Regions from separate parts of the Mus musculus genome. Here region 2 is linked to region 1. The links are chromatin loops, found by intact Hi-C in ENCODE. Cell type or tissue: heart. All regions are shown on one strand.

What was found. Peaks named below come from ENCODE experiments on the same cell type or tissue, not always from the same donor. Only the 100,000 strongest peaks of a DNase experiment are listed, where the experiment ranks them.
Region 2: a loop joins it to region 1, with 2.0 times the contacts of the local background. A loop is called at or near these places in 3 of 42 quality-filtered maps.

The regions. Positions count from the first base shown.
Region 1 is chr8:18,613,635-18,618,634 of GRCm38, forward strand. The region is part of intron 3 of Mcph1 (microcephaly, primary autosomal recessive 1); the gene reads left to right. Gm25763 (a small nucleolar RNA gene) reads right to left here and starts at 475; the gene lies at 347-475. In heart, a CTCF peak has its summit at 2,640 (motif pointing right); no DNase peak of the experiment used is centred here.
Region 2 is chr8:18,690,602-18,695,601 of GRCm38, forward strand. All of the region lies in intron 12 of Mcph1 (microcephaly, primary autosomal recessive 1), which reads left to right. Angpt2 (angiopoietin 2) reads right to left here. Exons shown (of 9, transcript NM_007426.4): 8 at 3,796-3,926; 9 at 1-1,607. The coding sequence ends at 1,447. Among named protein-coding and RNA genes, the nearest start is that of Angpt2, 48 kb to the right of the region's middle. In heart, a CTCF peak has its summit at 2,915 (motif pointing left); no DNase peak of the experiment used is centred here; H3K27ac peaks cover 1,079 bases.

The sequences.
Region 1 (5,000 bases):
TGCCTCTCTTCATTGTGACCACGTCCTTTTGCTTCTCTTTCTCTTCCATTTCTCCACTTGCTCCTCTTAGTGGTGGCCAGGGTCTCTGAGTGTCTGGAGTCATCTCAGGAGTGGTCTCAGGAGTGCTATGCCCCGCTTGTGCATCATGGCGCTGGGCAGGATTCAGCTCAGGCATGGTGTGTTCCCTAAGGCCCACATGGCACTGGACTGGGGGTCATCTTAGACTCATTCCTTACTAGGCCTGTCATCTTTGCAAGGGTCTTCAGTCTCGGGCTCACTCTACCCTGGCCCACAGTCTCTGGCACCAGACTGATAGGTGGTCATCTCAGACTTGCTTTTTTCCAGAAACGTTAGTCTGCTAATCATTCAGATGTTCACAGTTCAGAACACTGAGCATAGACATAGCCTCTCTCCTCAGTGCCACCTACTGATCCACATGTGACCCAGCCACACCTGCAATGTTTTTAGAGGCAAAATAATTGGCACTTTTAATTGGCTTATTGAGTTCAAGTGGCCAGATTTGGCTTGGGGCACAGGTTATGACCCCCAAGTTCAGGATTAAAGGCATGTACCATAGCCCCACTTTATGCTGTACTGTGTTCAATCCGGGGCTCTATACATTCTAGGTAAGTATTCTACCAATTAAGCCATCACCTCTGCCATATAAAGCATTATTTTATATTTATTAAACATCAGTGGAATGAGGCTGGAGCCATGACTCAATGTTAAGGGCACATGTTGTTCTTATAGAGGACCCAGGTTCAATTCCCAGCACCCGTATGGGAGCTGAAAACCATCCATAGCTCCAGTTTCAGGGGGTCATGGCCTCTTCTTACCTCTGTGGGTACTCTACACACATGGTGAACCTATATGCTCATACACATAAAAATAAATATGTGTAATAAAAATAAAATTTCAAAACTTATTTTTTAAAAATAAGACATATCTTTATGTAAAACATGTTAAATTGCTCTAGTATTATTTAAAGGTGTATACATGTTATTTAGAAGTAAAATCTATATGTAGACATAACAGAAATGCATAAAGGTGTTTTCATGTTTTGATATGATAGGTTTAGTAAGTGGTGTAAAAGATAAAGAAAATTGTGTGTCTCTGAGATGGCTCAGACTGTTAAGATACTTGACACCAAGCCTGATGGCCTGAATGTCATGACCAGAAGCCATTTGGTGGTGGAAAGCACAGATGCCTGCAAGTTGTCCTCAGATTTGCACACATGTAACATGAAATGAGCATACCCACAGAGCCACACACACACACACACACACACACACACACACACACACACACACACACAGAAATAGTAATAAAAATGAAACAAGGGTGAGGTTTCTCCTTTAACTGCTTAGGGTTACTCATCTTTTTTTAATTGGCAGTGGTCATGTGTGTGGCATCTAGGGTCACCAGATTTCCATTGTGTGGGGACTCAAGGCTTGAGACTATAAGTCTCTGATAAAAAGGCCCTTCTTTTAGAGAACAGAAAAATTTATATCTGAGAAAATAAACAATGAAGACAGAATAATTAGCCTGGCTCTCATCTCTCTGGTTTTCTGAAGAAAGTTAAAGTTTTAAAAAACTAGCACAAAAGCACTAAAATGTATCTTTTAGCTGTTGTCAGCCTGTTAAAGGAAGCTTTAAGACTGCTGCAGAGATAGGACCTAGGCCTGTGGAGGAGCATTCCTCAGGTGTCAGGACCTGTGAGGAGCAGTCCTCGGGGTCAGGTGGCTGGCAAGCAGGTGATGGCGACAGAGGAAGCCTGCAGTGGACATTCATCTCTTCAAAGTAGTTGGTGACCTAAGTAGTGATCAGCAGCAAGTATACTGCTTTAAGATTCTGCCTGTCTACCCTTCTTAAAGTCTCCCTGTGCTCTTAGTTTATGCACACTCTGGTTCATGCTGATCGTCCTCTTAGAAGAGGGGGCTGGATTGTAGGTGGTTTAGGCTTACAAAAGGTAAAAAAGCAATTTGGTGTCTAGTGTGGCATGAGGAGAATTGGTGCTGGCAATCTTTGGGTTATTATGTTATTTCCCCAAGTGCCTTCCCTTCCTTTGTATAGTTACATGGTCTTTTTTAGCACCTAGTTCAGTTACAGTCTCCTCCAAAAGGATTCTGAGAGCACAGTCTGTGTCCTGCAACAGTTCAGTCTCTTGAGCCAACCAGCCTGGGGAGACTGGTGGGCAACCAGTCTGCTTTGTTCTGACCCTCACTGGGTACAACGCGGTGTTCAGTACCTAAAACACAGGTCCCAATTCAGATACACTTGCGTTTTCTCTGTTCAGAGATCCCCTCAAATTCTCCTTCCTGTGTTCTTCCATGTATCTCAGAATATACCTGTTGGGATCACGTGCTAGCCCGCAGAATTTTCAGATATGTCTGTCCTTACCTGTTCAACCCACTCTGTCTAATGTGATAGATACATCTGTGTTGGAGAAGAATACGCTTGCTGCTTATATGACTCACTGACTGCTTTAGAGGGTGAAGGGCAACAGTTTGGTGGAGGTGAAGGAGTAACAGGGCTGGCCCAGCTGAGGACATGGGAAATGACAGGGGTCCAAGTGCCGCCTCCCTGGGCTCTGAAGTGGCTAGAGCTGGGTCTGTTGTCAGGGCTGCCTTGAAACATTTTTCCCTTAGCCACTAGATGGGGCACTAATGTTATGCATTTCTGAACTGTAGAAGTCTCTCTCATAGGAAGCAATTTCTGTTACTCATAGAGTGCTGGATAAATGTGAGGCTTTCTGCTATTAGTGCCGTTTGTTTTATCGCTGTTAATTATGTGTCTGTGTGGGTATGTGCACATGAGTTACCCAAGGAGGCCAGAACCATCATATCTCCTTGGAGTTGGATTTAAAGCTGGTCGTGACCTGCCTGACATACATTCCAGGAATTGAACTCAGTCCTCTGGAAAAACATTTAACTACTGAGCCTTCTCTTTAGCCTTGGGTTGTTTGTTTGTTTTTTGTTGCTTTTTGTTTTGTTTTGGGGTCTTTTTGCCTTGATTTTGAGACAAGGTCTCATATTATAGCCCGAGGCAACTTGCAACTCGCTATACAGATCATATTGGCCTGGAGCTCAAAGAGATCTACCTGCCTCTGCTTCCAACATGCTGAGATTAGAAATGTGTATAACCATGCCTAGCTCAGTATAAGTTTTTTTTTCTTAAAGATTTACTTATTTATTTTATGTATATGAGTTCTGTATCTGTCTTCAGACACATCAGAAGAGGGCATCTGATCCCATTACAGATGGTTGTGAGCCACCATGTGGGTGCTGAGAATTGAACTCAGAACCTCTGGAAGAGCAATCAGTGCTCTTAACCACTGAGCCATCTCTACAGCCCTCAGTGTGAGGTTTTATGGGTACTTCTTACCTGTTCGCCTGTGTGAACATGCAAGTTCCTTGCCTAAATATATGTTGCTGGCATCGTGTTTCCTTTCATGTGGGGACTAACACAATCCTGGATCTGAGCCTTTGTGTCCTGTCACTGATCAGTGAATTGTTAAGATGCTTGTTTTAAAGTGGGACAAAATGCGTCTTCTCTAACTAGTATGAACCAAGGCTTTCCCCAAACTCTTACCTACAAAAGATGATTGGTAATTTAATGAACTTGGGCTGATGGTCTGTGAGTTAAACAACTTTTGTAACCCAGAAGGAAGGTGGTAGTGCTTACACACCAGAACTGGTGCGGGCAGTCCATACTATCTGACCTTGTGCTTATGGTGGCTGGGATATTCTTAACGTGGTAATCGGGATCCTCAGATTCAGTCGTTCTCTGTTCAGATGAGTCCCAACCATCTCCTTTTGCTCTTCAGTAGAACAAGTTGGTACGAACTACTCTGTTAAACTCGTAACTGTGCTAGAAAAGAGGCACATACGATACACTTAACTCCTGCTCCTTTCTCACCGTTCTCACTGGGCTTTCTTGTTTTCTTTCTCCCTTTCTCTCCTATCATCTCCCACCTTCTCTCCTCTCACCATCTAACTGTATCTCAGGCTGGCCTTCAGCAGTCTTTGTGCCTCTGCCTCCCCAGTGTTGGGGTCGTCAGCGCGAGTCAGTGCATCCAGCTCTCCTGGTAGGACCATTCTGAAGCTGTGGGCTTCTGTAGGCTTAAATGTGGGCCTTTCTTAAAAGCAGCTTTGTAAAAGTGTGGCTTAAATCAAGTGTGGTGGCTCATGTCTGTAACACTAGGATCTGGGAGGCTGAGACAGGAGGATCACAGAGTTTAAGGCCAGCTTAGGCCTTCTGGCTTGTTCCAAACAACCTGGGGTACGATGCCAGACACTGTCTTTAAATGTCCCCTTTGAGTTTATAGATTGGTTTGTTATCTCATAATCACCAAAGTCAAAAGACTGGGGTTTTATATGCCAGAGTAACACCGCCCGCCCCTTTGAAGTCAGCACCTTTCTCCCCATCCTTCAGCCTGGAGCAGCCTGTGATCTGGATTCTGTAGGCAGTTCATTCCTTGATGTAGGATTTCAGGCAGATGGACTCTTCTCGCATGGACTGTTTGGCTTCCTCCACTTGAATGATAGTTTAGAGATTTCTTCATGTTTCATGCAGTAATAGTTTCCTTTGTCTAGCCAAGTAGTATCCATTGCATGTGCATACCACAGTGCATTTGCCAGTGGTGGAAATGTGAACGGTTTCCCATTTTTGGTTACTATGAATGAAGTTGTTATGGAGATTTGTGTTTGTGCCTTTCTGTGTTTTCATTTCTCGTGGTTTATCACCCAAACAAGGTGGCTGCATGGTTTTATGTTCCTCTAGCAGTGTGAGTGTTCTTTTGTTCCATGCCTTCACCCACACTTGGGATTTGTCCATCATCTGAATTTAGCAATTAAGAGTGGATACATAGCAGCCTTTCGTAAGTTCTAATTTACATACCATATAATTTTCTCAGTTAAACTATACAATTTACTGCTTTTAAACATACTCAAAGAGTTGTACAGCCATCTCCACAATTTTAAAGTATTTTGTACCTGGAG
Region 2 (5,000 bases), 77 kb after region 1:
ATGGCTGGGTGTCACTACAACATGAGGAACTGTGTTACAGTGTCTCAGCATACGAAGGTTGAGAACCTTTGCATTATAGAAATAAACTTAAAAAATAGCACCTAGAAAGGAAGGATGGACAGATGGATGGATGGATGGACAGACAGACAAGGAAGGCTACAGGAGAAATTGCACTAGTGCTCTGTACAAGTGTTCATTGCTGCAGAGGCCACTCTGCAGGCTTAGGAGGGTTAGAACAGAAGGAGTTAAGGTTTGACAATTCTAAGCATAAAGTTGTGTTCTGAAACTTTTTCTAGGGGTATCTGGTTACATTGTGAGCAGGACATTTTGGCTTTACAGTCTGAAACACTTTCAGCTTGTTAGTGGATATTAAAAATGTTACTGAGGCAAACTAATTTTTTCTAAAAGTTAATTCAGAGAATTATGGCTTTGTAGATGTCCCAGGTAGGGTGATTTTCCTCCACTATAAATTAAGTTTTAGCTTCATTTTCTAAAATATTATCTTGTTAAATTAGGGAGCACATCTCTAGGCTAGAGCACTTTGCTCAGTGGCGAAGTTCTTCTTCTTGAAACAGCATTTTCGTCATTAACAGCAGTCTTCCTTGTTACAAGACACGGGAGTGTGTGTGTCTGTGTGTGTGTGTCTGTGTGTGTGTGTGTCTGTGTGTGTGTATGTGAGACCAAAGAACAAAATCGTAAATATTATCGTAAAAATTAAACATAATCACCTCAACTAATAACTTATATTTAATTACTAAAAATACCTTCATATTTAACAGCCAGGAAGAAAACAAAATAGTACAGTCTCCGCATTCACCAACATGGCGCTTATTTGGTGGTTATTCCAGAGATGTGGGCATTTTTGCCATATAGTAAATAGTAGCCAGCCATTAAAAACTAAGCCATCAAGATAGGTAAATGTGTTGTTTTCAAATGAACATGTAAAGCACCCAAGAGGAAAACAATGAATGTGTGCTTCTCCAGATGATAACCTGTGCCCACCACTTAGAAGTCCCTGGATACTGGCTGCCACAGTGCGAGGACACGGCCTTGTCATTGTGACAGCCGAGCTGTGAATGTATTCACTCTAGAAACCGTGCTTAGAGGAATGTGGTCCCAAGATTTATCTGCACCATCTAAGTGTTCTGTTTTCCAGTTATTTACTGCTGAACTCCCACGGAACATTCTTCCCTGTGACAGAGTCTGCACGCTGTCCTTCTGATCCTCAGCCACAACCTTCCCAGAAGTGTTTCTCCAGACTGCAGTGCCTTTGGTTGGTTAGCGGTGCAGGCTTAAGTGATGCGCTTCAGTCTGGTACACACAGACCCTCCCCACCCCCAGGAGCACTTCCTGATGTGGAAAGGGGCTGCTATGCATTGGTGTCTCTCAGTGCCTTGGAGTTAATCTTTGGATGCAGCAAGTTCTTCTGGTAGTGTAGGCAGGCATTTAGAAATCTGCTGGCCGGATCATCATGGTTGTGGCCTTGAGCGAGTAGCCGGACCCCTTCCAGTAGTACCACTTGATACCGTTAAACTTATTTGTATTCTGTTTTTGTGGGTAGTACTGTCCATTCAAGTTGGAAGGACCACATGCGTCAAACCACCAGCCTGTGAAAGCGAAACACAGAAGCAATTAGGACTGGGTAGCTGCAGCTTGTCTGCAGGACTTAGCTGGGCACACACACACACACACCCCATGGTGTGGAAAGAGCCACATTGATTTGTTACTCCATAAACACAGACTGCACACCAGTGCAATCCCAGTACTGTGGTAGCATGAGTTCTTACACATGCCCTAGCTGCTTTGTGCAGAACCCTTGCTACATGAAGAAATGTCGGTCAGTGCTGTGTGAAAAGCTATCATCCACAGTGCATTGTGGGGTGAAGACATGGTGAGACTGCTGGCAGATGTGGGTAGAAGGTGGGCCAAGTGGTTCCCATCCCCCTCCATCATGTATATTTGTTTGGAACAGAAGCCAAGTGTGTCTAGCTCTCTGGGGAGCTAGGGAAAAAGGAACCTTAACACTACAAAGTGTGGTACTGAGGGAGAGTCAGGCAGCAGTAAGGATCTTTCCCGTTGTAGCTCCGGAGTCTACCCACAAATAGGAGCATGGCAGGCAGTGGGATTCACCATATGAAGGAGAAACCTAGACAATGTACTAATCTGAATTTATCTTTAAGCCTCAAGTGGGAGAGACACTGGTTGTATAGTATTTGTTTCTTTTTAAATCCAGAAAACAACAACGAGTAGACAGTAAAGAATGTGGGTGAAACACCAATTCTGAGGCCACCTGGGCACTACCACTTGGAGACACCCCTAGCTGTTGATTCTGAGAAATGGGAATGTATAAAAAGAGCCTGTGTTGTGTAAAACCCTAGGGCTGGAGAGAAATGTCAGTTACAGATCTGCCTTAGCCTTTGGGCACCATTGGAGTCATTGCTCCTGTGCACTTTTTCACGGGCCACCTTCCCTATGGGCCAGCCCATGGCTTGGAACTTGGCCTCTTACAAGCCAGACCTCCCCACTTTCCCTCCCCTGGCTGCTTGCCTCCTCCCAAGTCTCTCCCAGCTCCATTCTCAGCCCTTAAATCTTGAGCTGGGTAAATAAATGAATTGTGTCCTTGGTTGGGAAGCAGCTCTCCTGCTCTCTGGAATAGCAGCACACGGGTGGTCTGAGAACAGTCAGCCTCTCCAGAGAGGTCTAAGTGTGGGAACGAACAGCAAGCCGGCTCGGGATCAGGGGTGCTGTGGCCCCAGAACCTACCCCTACCCCGGCTGTTATGTGGCTTTAAAGACAGCTGTTACAGTGAGATGAGAGTCCAGCCCCCTTTACAGCAGTTCACTGGGGTTCTCTCCTTTGAATAATTACAGCTAATAGAGAAAACTCATGCCACCAAGTGGCCAATCTGCTACCCCAAGAATCCAGGATCTGCCAGAGAGTGGGACCTAATTCTTTCATGAAATCTCAATTTCTAAATTTCATTTCATGAATATATCCTCTTGTTACTGTTGCTGCACGAATTCTTTACTGAAGAGCAGGCATTGTTCAAGCTTAGATCTTTTACTTGTCTTAGAAGCTTTTATTCATATAATTTAATTAATTTTATTTATTTCTGGTGTGGAGATCAGAGAATTGCAAGGAGCAGTTCTCACATTTGGCCATGAGGAACCCAGGGATCAAACTCAGATGTCTGGCTTGACGGCAAGCATGTTTACCCACAGAGCCATCTCACAGGTTTGAGATAGAGTCTCATCAAACCTTGAACTCATGGATTCAGCTAGACTGACAGGCAAGCCAGCCCCAGCACTGGAATTGTTGCACACCACATATTCAACCTTTGTACAAGAGTGCTACAGACCTGAACATGCACATGGCAGGCACCTTACCCACTGAGCTGTCTTCCCCAGCCCACTTTCTTGCTATATGTAAGCATCATTGCATGAAAGAGACAGCTGAAAAGCCCTGGGCTGGATATTAAACAGAAACAAAGCAGTATGGAGCCAAACCCTTCTCTTTTCATCTGGTCAGTGAGCCACTTAATGTCCCCTCGCTCACTCCCAAGCATCCTGAGAGTACACTGTCACCCTTGTGACAATTCCAGCTCCATGCTGTGCTTTCATGTCACACTTGAACTAAAAGGAGGCCCAACCAATGAACTGGGAGGCAGATGGCTTGTGTTCTTACGGAAGTAAGGCTGTTCATTGTCAGGCATGCATTCCAGTCGGAGCTTACACTGCCAGTCGTCTATGCTAGGCAGCTGCTTCTTGCCAATTCAAATAGGAAGAGTCGCCTTACCTCCTGAGAGCATCTGGGAACACTTGCAGATGCATTTGTCATTGTCCGAATCCTTTGTGCTAAAATCACTTCCTGGTTGGCTGATGCTACTTATTTTGCCCGCGGTCCCCGTGAGTCCTGTAAGGTGAATCCTGGAACGTGCAAAGGAAAAAATAAAAATTGTAACTGGCTAGGATTGTTGATTGACTGTAGTGGAAAATTTCTCATGGTGAAGAATTCCATTCTACAGAGTGCACTGGGGCCAGTCAGTACACTCCAGTGCCCACTCCGTACAAAATACTTTGTACTGGTATAAACAGGAACCAACTTATCATCAAACCCTCTGACAAAGAGGGAGGGATGTTTTCATGACAACTTCAACACATATTGCCTGCACCAGCATCAGCAGACCTTAATGGGGCCTTGTAATTCATTATCCCTCTGCATTCAGATGAACAGAAGGCATCTGCAGAACAAAGGGGCTTCTCACAGACCCCCTCCCCGCCCCCAACCACCACAGTCCCTGGGGAATGGCTACTAGAGTGACCAGATACCCTGTCTATAGTCTGAAGGGGTAGAAGTTGGGGTGGAGAGGCTAGAAGGCAAGGAGTGGGTGAGGAGTTTGGGGTAGCCCCTATAGCTGCTTTGCCTTGATTCTGGACACTGGTATAATAAACCTGTCTGACCTCAGAAAGGAAGTAAATGTCAGTGCCCAGACCCCTGATCATGGACCACACTGTTAGACTGTTGCCAAAGTGTGGTCCTCAGCAGCCAACTGTGCCAACAAGGAGAATCTGAAGGTCAGGATAAGCATAATCGCTTTAATTACTATTTTATTTTGTTTTGTTTTTAAGGCAGGGTTATATACACTGTAGCTTAAGCTGGCCTGGAACTCACTAAGCAGCCTCGGTTGACCTTGAACTTGTGATAGTCCACCTGCCTCAGCCTCCCAAGTGCTGGGGTTACAGTCATGGATGGCCATGCCCAATCAGAACATATAATTCTCTAAAATGTCACAAACTGCCAGTGGTCAGATGTTTCGAGTCAGACCAGAGCTGGGTCTCACATAATAGGGTGACGTAAGGATGTCCTTTTGGTGTTTTGGCATGCCAGTAACCAGCTCTGGCAAACTATCATGCTGAATCCCCAAGAGCTCATGCAATGTAGATACAGGAGTCTCTGGAAATCCTACATGGTGACTACCAAGTGTCCTTTGAGCCCCCAAG